Regions from separate parts of the Homo sapiens genome. Here region 2 is linked to region 1. A link is an interaction called in ENCODE POLR2A ChIA-PET data of the cell type or tissue named here. Cell type or tissue: Caco-2. All regions are shown on one strand. Each heading gives the region's core, and the rest is flanking DNA. Links, peaks and the distances in the headings are about the cores only. Region 1 holds the start of PHYHD1 (phytanoyl-CoA dioxygenase domain containing 1). Region 2 overlaps PKN3 (protein kinase N3).

Region 1 (5,365 bases), core at 3-5,002:
CTCCCCCACCCCCACAACTAATCCAGGATTTGCCCTTTCCCATCTCCAAGGATTTTATCTGCTTCCTCTGTGTTTCTTCTGGAAACCACCCCCCACCACTGCTTACCAGGTGCCGGGAAATTATGCTGTGAGAGGGTCAGGCCAAGCAGCTGGGCTGAGTCCCAGTCCAGGCGCCGCCATTCCCTGTGACTCTGAGGAACGCCTGCCTCTCTCTAGGCCTCAATCTGGATAGAATGGGATGCAGGGTTGGTCTGGGGGATGTGCGGCACCCCCCTTCTCCAGGTAATGGGCATTCCAAAGGTGGAAGAGGTCCTGGGGAGAACTATCTGGGCCCCTCCCAGCACCGATCTGAAACCCTCTCGGTCCTGGGAGGATTATGGAAGGGAATTAACGCATCCATCTGCAGCTCAGACGAAAGTAGGAGACATGGGGTATCTTAGTAGGAGGAAGGGGCTGAGGAGAGAGAGATGCTTCCTGTTACCCACCCTCAGGCCCAAGATACTTGGCATCTCAAGTCGGGCTGGCACAGTGGAGCTGGGGTCAGAACAACACCTGCAGGCCGGGTGCGGCGGCTCGGGCCTGTAATCCCAGCACTTTGGAGGCAGAGGCGCGCGGATCACGAGGTCAGGAAATCGAGACCATCCTGGCTAACACGGTGAAACCCCGTCTCTACTAAAAATACAAAAAATTAGCCGGGCGTGGTGGCGGGCACCTGTAGTCCCAGCTGCTCGCGAGGCTGAGGCAGGAGAATGGCGTGAACGCGGGAGGCGGAGCTTGCAGTGAGCCGAGATTGGGCCACTGCACTAGAGCCTGGGCGACAGAGCGAGACTCGGTCTCAAAATAAATAAATAAATAATAAATAAAAATACCAAAAACTAGCCGAGCATGGTGGCAGGTGCCTGTAGTCCCAGTTACTCGGGAGGCTGAGGCAGGAGAATCGCTTGAACCCAGGAGGCGGAGGTTGCAGTGAGCCGAGATCATGCCACGGCACTCACTCCAGCCTGGACGACAGAGTAAGACTCCATCTCAAAAAACAAAAACAAAAACAAAAAGAGAGAATAACACTTGCACACCACCACCCTTCTCAGCTTGCCCTGCTCAGCAGCTGGCAGGGCCACTCGCTGGCTCTGAAAAACCGGCTGCTGCCTTCCCCAAAATGATGCCTTCTGAATGGCGAAGGGACAAAGTGTTTCAGGAGTGTGCATGGGGACACTGCTCAGCCCTCAAGAGCCTTGGCCTCGAGTCAAGTCGTGTTTGCTGGGCCACCGCTCTGGGAGCTGCTGCTTGGTCCAGGCCGTCCGGGGGGCAGGGGGGAGCAGTAAGTGCAGCTCAGGCTCCTGGTTCAGAGGGGTTAGGCTGGGTGAGGGGCAGGCAGATGACAGAACCACGAGGTTCACTAGAGGCAGGATGTGTTCCCAGCTGTCCTTAACCCTTCTGATGCAACTGCCCAACAAAGACAGATGCCTACCATGTGCCAAGAACACTGAGGTCCCCTCGGACTGGGCCAGCCATTCCCCTGGGAGCCCCCACAGAAGGCTTGTAGTAGAGACTCAGTGAAGCAGACTGTGTTTGCGTCCCAGATGTTCAGGCCTTACTTTCCCAGTCTGTAATTTGGGGCTAGCAGTAGGATCCCCTGTGAGCAGTAAATAAGATGAATGCTTCGCAGCTGATAAAGAGCTTGGCACCAGGCCTGGCGCTGAGTAAGTGCCTACCAACTGGTGAACAAGTTGTTCACCAAATGTTAGCAGGGGCTGTTCTGAGTGGAATATTATTTATTTATTTATTTTTTATTTTATTTATTTTTTTTGAGATGGAGTCTCGCTCTGTCACCCAGGCTGGAGTGCAGTGGCGCAATCTCAGCTCACTGCAAGCTCCGCCTCCCGGGTTCACGCCATTCTCCTGCCTCAGCCTCCCCAGTAGCTGGGCCTACAGGCGCCTGCCACCACGCCTGGCTAATTTTTTATATTTTTTAGTAGAGATGGGGTTTCACCGCGTTAGCCAGGATGGTCTCAATCTCCTGACCTTGTGATCTGCCTGCCTCGGCCTCCCAAAGTGCTGGGATTACAGGCGTGAGCCACCGCGCCCAGCTGGGTGGAATATAATTTAAACAATTTTTTTGAGCTTCCAAAATTGCTGTTACAATCAGAGAGAAGACCACCACAGTGGTTTTAGGCAGAGTGGAGAGCCCTGGGTGGGTGGGGGAGGGGGAGGGGAGAGGCCCAGCCTCCCACTAACTGTTCATTCTGCTCAACTTTGGGAAGTGGGTGGGCGGTGTTTCTACATGGTGGTTTTTTCCAAATGTAAACCAGCTCCAGATCGAACTCTCCTGCTCCAGGCGCTGGACAGCCTCAAGGCCAGGGTGGGGGCGGGAGTGGGGTCGGGGGGTGGTGGGAAGGGTACCAAACTGGGGGAGGGACCTCCACCACGGAAACAGAAAAGAAGGCCCCAGCCCGGCAGTCACAGTCCAGCTGCTCAGCCTGTCAGCCCATGGCAGGGGGAGAAGAGGGAGGGAATCTTGGCTCAGGCCTGAGTTCACCTGGAGGGGTCAGAGTCCCCGTGGAGGGAGGAGGGATAGACTCTGTCCAGTTGTAGAGGAGGTGCCCAAGCAGCCACCCAGGCCTCATCACTAAGGTCAAAGTCAGATATGATGGCCTTTCTTCCTCACCCAGTCTCCTGCCGCAGGGCGCCCACGTTGGCCCACCACAAGGATCCTTGGTCTGGGTGGAAGATACAAGGCCATTTATTGGGTACTAGCAGCCAGGTCCTCCACCAAAAACCCCATCTACCTACATAATCGCCATTGTTCCTTGAACAGTCCTGCAAGTGTGCCATTACCTTCCTGATTTTACAAATGAGAACACTGAAGCCCCACATCAAACACGGCAGAACTGGCATCTGGAAGCAGCTGTCTCAGCCTCTGCCCTTTACCACACTACCTCCCAAAGGCCCCCAAAGGGGCTGGGAGCTGAGGCAGGCTTCCCCACGATGACTCTCAGCCCCACCTCTGTAGACCACTTGGGACTCACTGTTGGAATTGCAAGGGACCTTTGAGAGCACAGAGTGGAAATTCCCATTGTCCACATGGGGATACAGAGGCCACTGGAGAAGGGATCTGCCTAGCTTCATGCACATCCTGTCCCATGAAGCTGGGACAAAGGCCCAGGACTACTGGTTCCCATTCCAGTGCCCTCCTCTCCCATCCCCACCCATCAAAACTCATGAGGGGCCAAGCACGGTGGCTCACGCCTATAATCCCAGCACTTTAGGAGGCTGAGGTGGGTGGATCTCTTGAGCTCAGGGATTCGAGACCAACCTGGGCAACATGGCAAAACCCCGTCCCTACAAAAAATACAAAAATTAGCCAGCACGGCTGGGCGCAGTAGCTCATGTCTGTAATCCCAGCATTTTGGGAGGCTGAGGTAGGTGGATCAGAAGGTCAGGAGATCAAGACCAGCCTGGCCAACATGGTGAAACCCTGTCTCTACTAAAAATACAAAAATTAGCTGGGCATGGTGGCAGGCACCTGTAGTCCCAGCTACTCGTGAGGCTGAGGCAAGAGAATCACTTGAACCTGGGAGGCGGAGGTTGCAGTGAGCCGAGATCGAGCCACTGCATTCCAGCCTGGGTGACAGAGTAAGACTCTGTCTCAAAAAAAAAAAAAAAAAAAAAAAATTAGCCAGCATGCCCCTGTGGTCCTAGCTACTTGGGAGGCCGAGGTGAGATCACCTGAGCCTGGAGAGGTCAAGGCTGCAGTGAGCCGTGATCACGCCACTATATTCCAGCAGTGCACTCTAGGTGACAGAATGAGACCCTGTCAAAAAAACAACAACAACAAAAAAACCCCCTCATGAGTGCCCAACCACAGGTGAGTAGGATGACAGAGATTGTGCTGGCTATGGGATCCCCAGCCCAGGTCACAGCCTGTTACCTAGCAGGTGCTGCGTCCAGCTTACAAGCTCCAGTAACTGCCTCCAAAGGCACAGAGTCTCATGGGGCAGGAGATGAGCAGAGTTAACTCTCCTGTAGGTGCCCAAGCAACGTTCCACACGGCCCGGCAGGCTTCAGAGAAGTGAGGGAAGCGTCCTCCCATGACACAAAGACCTCCAAAGGCCACTTTCTGTTATAGATTTTATTTGATACTGTGACCGAGTCTACAAGTTCAGACCCACATGTAACGGATTTTTGCTTCATGGTTGTCAGAGGCTAGTGTGCATTATTTCTGAGGATTATATCCAATGACACGACGCAGAAAACACAAATGGACGGACAGACGGATGGACATAATCATTAAGACAAGAGACTCTAAAACGTGCCTTAGTGTCCACGTGATTGATCTAAGGCGGGGACCCTTCTAAGGTGGGGACCCGAGTGATCTAAAGCAGGGTGGCTTCCAGCCACCAGGTGCCGACTGGGCTGTGTGCACTCCAGGCGCCAGGGACGGGAACCGGCTTGGAACCAACGCCTGCCCTCCCAGGGGCGACCTCCCCATTCCCGACCAGCCTCTAAGTGTCTGCTCTTCATGAAGGACCAGGTGGTGACAGGGCTGATGGAAGCAGCGGAGGCCAGCGGTGGCACTGGACACACCCATGCCGCAGGCGGTGGGGAAACAAAGTCTGGGCGAAGTGGCTCCTCTTGGCTCCTTAACACTGTGCGTGGAGAGGCAGGGCAGGCACGAGGAGGGGAGGTGCGAATGGAGCACCGTTCATCCGGGGATTAGCCAACCCGAGTCTCCTCCCTCCTTGGCAGCTCCAGAACATTCCCTCTGGCCGACAGCCACAGAAATGAGTGCCTGCCAAGACACATGGAGGAGAAAGAAAACAAGACACCAAAAAAACCCAAAAAACAAACAAAAAAACCTCCCTCCCCAGGAACAAATAGAACTCCTGGACCAAGGTCACACCAGATCCGGAAGACACCCTGCACCCTGCGCCCAGGGAAAGGAAACACAGTTCAACGTCTGGCTGCTTTGCTCAAGGGAAACTGCCACCCTGCCCTGAGACTCCAACTCACTGGCCGTTAGTGTCTTTTTTTTTTTAAGTTTTTTTTTTCTTTTTAATACCCAAACCATCCATTTTCAAAGCTTTTTTTTTAAAAAAATTGTTTTTTGATTAAAAAAAAAAAAACAAAAAACTAAAACTGCCACAAATACTGAAGAGGCAAGCTCCAGGCCTGGCCTTTCCAGCTGGAGGCCTGCTCTCCCGTGGACCGCACCGCAGAGCCCAGCCCGGCACTGCTGGGTGACCGTCCCATGGCTGGTTCGCCCCGGACCACTCTGCTGAAGTCCAGGTGGGTGTTAAATGCCCGGCGGCATCGCTAAATAAGGACAAGGGGAAAAGGCAGCCCACCTTTCCCTGAACACCTTCCA
Region 2 (5,365 bases), core at 70-5,069, 210 kb after region 1:
ACTACCTTCCCAAAGTGTCCCCGGCCCAGCACAGCTAAGCAGCGGAAGTCCTGAAGCCGAGGGGGTTTCCTGCAAAGGAAGAGAGGGTATATGAAGTCCCCTAGGGCACTGGCTGGGCCCCTACCCAGAGCCACTCCAAGCCTCCCATGCCCAGTCCTGGGCTGTCCCGACCTATGGGCTCGAAAAAGCCCTGCAGTAAGGACTCCTAGAAGCCGGCATAGAGCTGGAGCTCAATAATGTGGGTTTAGTAAATCAGACCCCGAGAGCCAGTCAGCGCACCCGCCAGGGAGCCAGGGAGTAATGTATGAATGGATACACAAATGTTCAAGCAAGCAGACGAACGTCTCAAACATGAAGGTGCGCAGGATGGGGTACCTGGTGGGGGAGGCTGGTGGAGATGGCCCACGTCGAGTCCTAGGCTCCATATGGGGACGTTTGGTGCGCTGTGAGTATAGAGGAGCTCAGGGCAGGGCTGGGCTTCCTTCTCTCTTTCCCTTCAGGCCTGCCACCCCACAGCTGGGTGGCCCTGCCAGCCCCAGCCGGCCCTAGGAGCCACTAGTCCCTCCAGCCCCTCACCGGAGTCTCCTCGGATGTTGGCTCCTGGGGGAGGTAGAGGCGTGGGGGCTTGGGTGGGGGTGTCATCTCTTCACCCAAGGGGGTCTTCTTGGGCAGGAAATTACTGTAGGGAGAAAGTAGACACAGTGCCCAGCACAGGCAGACGCAAGAGCTGGCAGGATGGACACACCAACCCAAAGTGAGATGGACAGAGGGTTAGCGGGCTGAGCAATGCAGACAGACAGACAGATACCGCCTGGATCTGGAGTCAGGAAGCCGCCACAGAGGAGCATGCAGTCTAGGGCAAGGGAGCTCCTCACCTGGGAGTGGCAGGGTCAGAGGCCTCTCGCAGTGTTGTTGGGGTCCGAGGGCATCCTTTAGGGGGGCTGATTGTGCTCGGGGAGCTGCAGGGGGGCAGCAGGTTCATGACGAGGCGCCCCCAGGCCGCCATGCCGAGGTTCATCTGCGAAGCCCTCAGGAAGTCCTGGCCTGGGAGAAAAGGGGGAGCTTAGTCCCGGGACCCCAGCCCTGCTCCCTCACACATAGCCCCCATTCCCTCCACACCTCTGCGTTTAGAGAAGATGCGTTCCTGCCTCTGCAGCCGGGGCCGCCTCTCAATGACAGGATCGCAGAAGGTCACCTGCAGGGGTAGGGGCAGGGTTGTGGACCAGTCGCCTCCCATCTCATCTGCCATGGCACCTCCTCTGCCCCTGGGATTACAGCCCAAGCCCCCAGGGTCAACAGATGCAAGAGCCAGAAAGACCCAGAGAAACAGATTCAATGTCCTCATTGATACTAGTGGAGAAACAGAGGCCCAGGGAGGAGAGGCACTTTTCCAGGGTCACACCTGAGGCAGGGCAGTCAGGACAAGGACCCAGGCCTCCAGATGCAGCCCTGAGAGAGCGGCTAGGAGCCCTTATTCCTGGAGCCCTCCTCTCTGGTCGTCAGTCTCTGCACCTACACGCAGTGCATCGGTCTTGAAGGCCTTCCTGGCCCTGACGCCCCAGGGTCCCACCAAGTCAGAGGGCGGAGGTGGTGAGCACCTGGGCAAAAAGCAGTCCCTGCGGTACCAGGCTGAGGGACAGTTGGTGACAGGCATTGTCCAGGAAGTCCTCAAGTCTCAGGAAGGCCACGCCACATAGCTGCCGCCAGTCCCGCCAGTGTACCCCAATCTCCAGCTCACGGGCCTGTATTGGGGAGGCCAGGCTGAAGGGTGGGGTGCAGAACGAGCCCCGACCTGGGCAGCCTTCCACCCCGCAGCCCAAGGTCACCCCTGACCACACAAAGGCCAGCCTTACTCGCTCCAGTGGGATGACAAAGGTCTGGTCCCAGGACTGTTCGGCCACCTGCCCCCAGCCCGTCTGCCCCACAACACGGTTGTCCACCTTTAGCACAGCCAGCACCTCGCCTGCAGGGCCAGAGCCGGGACTCAGGGCAGGCCTGAAGCAGGGGTCTCCTGCTCCCCCTGAAGCTCCTTCCCTACTCACTGGCAAGCTCGCCTCGGCCACGCTGGTGCTTGGCCTTGGTCCGAAGCCAGCCCTCGGAGGGGCTGCTGGCCAGTGCGGCCGCTGGGGAGCGCCCAGGCACGGCTGTCAGCAACTGTTCACAGCCCAGGAGGCGGACCTGCAGTGTCCCTGTGGGGAGAGTGAGCGGGGGGCGTTGTCAGATGCCATCTTCCCACTGCTACCACCAAGGTGTCCTGGGACCCCAGGAAGGCCACCCTCTCCAGGAGGTGGCTGAACCCAGACCGTACCCACCTGAGGCCAGGGCAGTTACCTGAGGAACCTCACTCAGTGTGGCGGCCTAGAGTGCCTAGACTGGAGCCTGCTGACTGTCCTGCAGCTCCCAAGCACCATGAGCCCCCCAAAGGGTACCCTTGGACCCCGATGACACCCTAGGAGGCCTCCGACCTGGACACTCCCAGGTGAGGAGCCACGTTGTCCCAGAATGCACACTTCTCTGTGGCAGCCACCTCTTTCCAGGGCAGAGCAACTGGCTCTCCCCTCCACATGCTGGAGCGGCAGGGACATAGGCTCAGACCTCAGACCTTAGCCAGGCTGCACAGAGCCACAGCACATGACGAGATGCTGCCTAGAAGTGGGGCCTAGAGAGCACTGTGGCAAGGATAAGAGCTTGGGACAGGGAGCAGGAAGCCTGGCTTCCTGTCCGGACCCACCTGCTCCCTGGGCCTCAGTTTCCCCATCTGAACAGTGGAGGTGAGTCCCAGCTCTGCCCCACCTCTCCCAATGGATATGAAACGTGTTTTGTCAACGGAGTAAGTTCATGTGTCACGTCACTAGAGGGTTGTCCCTCAAAGGGTAGAGAAAGCAGTGGGGATCTAGCAGCTTTTGAGGACACGAAGCAGGCCCAAGAGTATCATTTAGGGAGAGTCTGGGCCTGGGGGTTACACACAGAGAGAACTTGTAAACAAAGGCAGGGGTCCAGGGTAGAAAGAGAAGCTTAGAAAGAACAGCTCGGCCGGGCGCAGTGGCTCATGCCTGTAATCCCAACACTTTGGGAGACCAAGGCAGGCAGATCACCTGAGGTCAGGAGTTCAAGCCCAGCCTGACCAACATGGCGAAACCCCATCCCAACTAAAAATACAAAAACCAGCCGGGCATGATGGTGGGCACCTGTAATCCCAGCTACTCGGAAGGCTGAGGCAGGAGAATCACTTGAACCCGGGAGGCAGAGGTTGCAGTGAGCCAATATTGTGCCATTGCACTCCAGCCTGGGCGACAGAGCAAGACTCCAGCTCAAAAAAAAACAAACAAAACAAAAACTTGAGGCCGGGCGTGGTGGCTCACACCTGTAATCCCAGCACTTTGGTAGGCTGAGGCAGGTGGATCACCTGAGGTCGGGAGTTCGAGACCAGCCTGGCCAACATGGTGAAACTCTGTCTCTACTAAAAATACAAATATTAGCCGGGCATGGCGGTGGGCGCCTGTAATCCCAACTACTTGGGAGGCTGAGGCAGGAGAATCGCTTGAACCTGGGAGGCGGAGGTTGCAGTGAGTCAAGATTATGCCACTGCACTCCAGCCTGGGCGACAAAGCAAGACTCTGTCCCCCACCCCCCCCAAAAAAAAGGCCGGGCGTGGTGGCTCACACCTGTAATCCCAGCACTTTGGGAGGCCGAGGTGGGCAGATCACGAGGTCAGGAGATCAAGACCATGGTGAAACCTCGTCTCTACTAAAAATACAAAAAATTAGCCGGGCGCAGTGGCGGGCGCCTGTAGTTAGTCCCAGCTACTCGAGAGGCTGAGGCAGAAGAATGGCGTGAACCCGGGAGGCAGAGCTTGCAGTGAGCCGAAATCACACCACTGCAATCCGGCCTGGGCGACAGAGCAAGACTCTGTCTCCAAAAAAAAAAAAAAAAGAGGTGGGGCGAGGTGGCTCACGCCTGTAATCCCAGCACTTTGGGAGGCCAAGGCGGGCAAATCACCTGAGGTCGGAAGTTCGAGACCAGCCTGACCAACATGGAGAAATCCCATCTCTACTGAAAATATAAAAATTCGCCAGGTGTGGTGGTACATGCCTGTAATCCCAGCTATTCAAGAGGCTGAGGCAGGAGAATTGCTTGAACCCGGGAGGCGGAGGTTGCAGTGAGCCAAGATTGCGCCACTGCACTCCAGTCTGGGCAATAAGATCGTGTCACTGCACTCCAGCCTGGGCAATAAGAGCAAAACTCCATCTCAAAAAAAAAAAAGGACAACTCAAGTATCTGGGGTGTTTAGCCAGGGGACAGGATATGGGGTGGCCTTGAGTAGTTGACTTCTAGGCCTTTTAACAAGCTGTTTCTTCTGCGTTCCTCAACTTGTCTACTTGGCCATAAGTACTCCCGTGTAAGTCCTTCAAGGCCAAGACACCACCTCCTCTAGAAAACATTCCTTGGGCCGGGCATGGTTGGCTCACGCCTGTAATCCCAGCACTTTGGGAGGCCAAGGCAGATGGATCACCTGAGGTCAGGAGTTTGAGACCAGCCTGGCCAACATGGCAAAACTCTGTCTCTACTAATAATACAAAAATTAGCCAGGCATGGTGGTGCAGGCCTGTAATCCCAGCTACTCGGGAAGCTGAGGCAGGAGAATTGCTTGAACCCAGGAGGCGGAGGTTGCAGTGAGCTGATATCGCACCACTGCACTCCAGTCTGGGCGACAGTGCGAGACTCCATCTCAAAAAAAAAAGAAAAGAAAATATTCCTCGATTCCCCAAGGCCAGGTGAGAGGGCTCCATCCAGAGCCTGCATTTCCTCTTCTCAGCTCTGCTCACAATGGAATGGGGTCAGTCGGCCCTGTAGCAGTGCTCTGTGGAGACAGGCACTGGCCTTTCCAGCTCTCACTGTATCTCGGTGGGATACAGCTTCAAAGCCCATGCTCTCAGATTATTTGTTGATGATGATTTGGCTGCTGCTACAAGGAGACAGATCTCAGTGCAAGATAAGAAAATTAACTTTTTTGGCCGGGCGCGGTGGCTCACACCTGTCCCAGCACTTTGGGAGGCCTAGGCCGGCAGATCACAAGGTCAGGCGATCGAGACCATCCTGGCTAACACGGTGAAACCTTGTCTCTACTAAAAATACAAAAACAAAAAATTAGCCAGGTGTGGTGGCGGGCACCTGTAGTCCCAGCTACTCGGGAGGCTGAGACAGGAGAATGGCATGAATCCGGGAAGAGGAGCTTGCAGTGAGCCGAGATCGCGCCACTGCACTCCAGCCTGGGTGACAGAGCTCAGAGTCTCACTCTGCTCGGAGTCTCACTCTGTTTGGAGTCTCACTCTGTCACCCAGGCTGGAGTGCAGTGGCACAATCT

Evidence for each region. Peaks named below come from ENCODE experiments on the same cell type or tissue, not always from the same donor. Only the 100,000 strongest peaks of a DNase experiment are listed, where the experiment ranks them.
Region 2: POLR2A ChIA-PET joins it to region 1 with 5 read pairs; 3 of 35 experiments call an interaction of 5 or more read pairs at or near these places.

What each region holds. Positions count from the first base shown.
Region 1 is chr9:128,916,789-128,922,153 of GRCh38, reverse strand. LRRC8A (leucine rich repeat containing 8 VRAC subunit A) reads right to left here. Exons shown (of 4, transcript NM_019594.4): 4 at 4,115-5,365. It overlaps PHYHD1 (phytanoyl-CoA dioxygenase domain containing 1), which reads right to left and starts at 1,172. Exons shown (of 13, transcript NM_001100876.2): 1 at 486-1,172; 2 at 107-224. In Caco-2, for the core only: no CTCF peak of the experiment used is centred there; a DNase peak (open chromatin) is centred at 2,540.
Region 2 is chr9:128,709,876-128,715,240 of GRCh38, reverse strand. PKN3 (protein kinase N3) reads right to left here. Exons shown (of 22, transcript NM_013355.5): 7 at 2,043-2,189; 8 at 1,854-1,963; 9 at 1,599-1,742; 10 at 1,120-1,195; 11 at 876-1,044; 12 at 577-679; 13 at 376-443; 14 at 6-69. It also overlaps the pseudogene RN7SL560P. Among named protein-coding and RNA genes, the nearest start is that of PKN3, 10 kb to the right of the region's middle. RefSeq lists enhancers at 1,296-1,795, 1,796-2,297. In Caco-2, for the core only: no CTCF peak of the experiment used is centred there; a DNase peak (open chromatin) is centred at 2,560.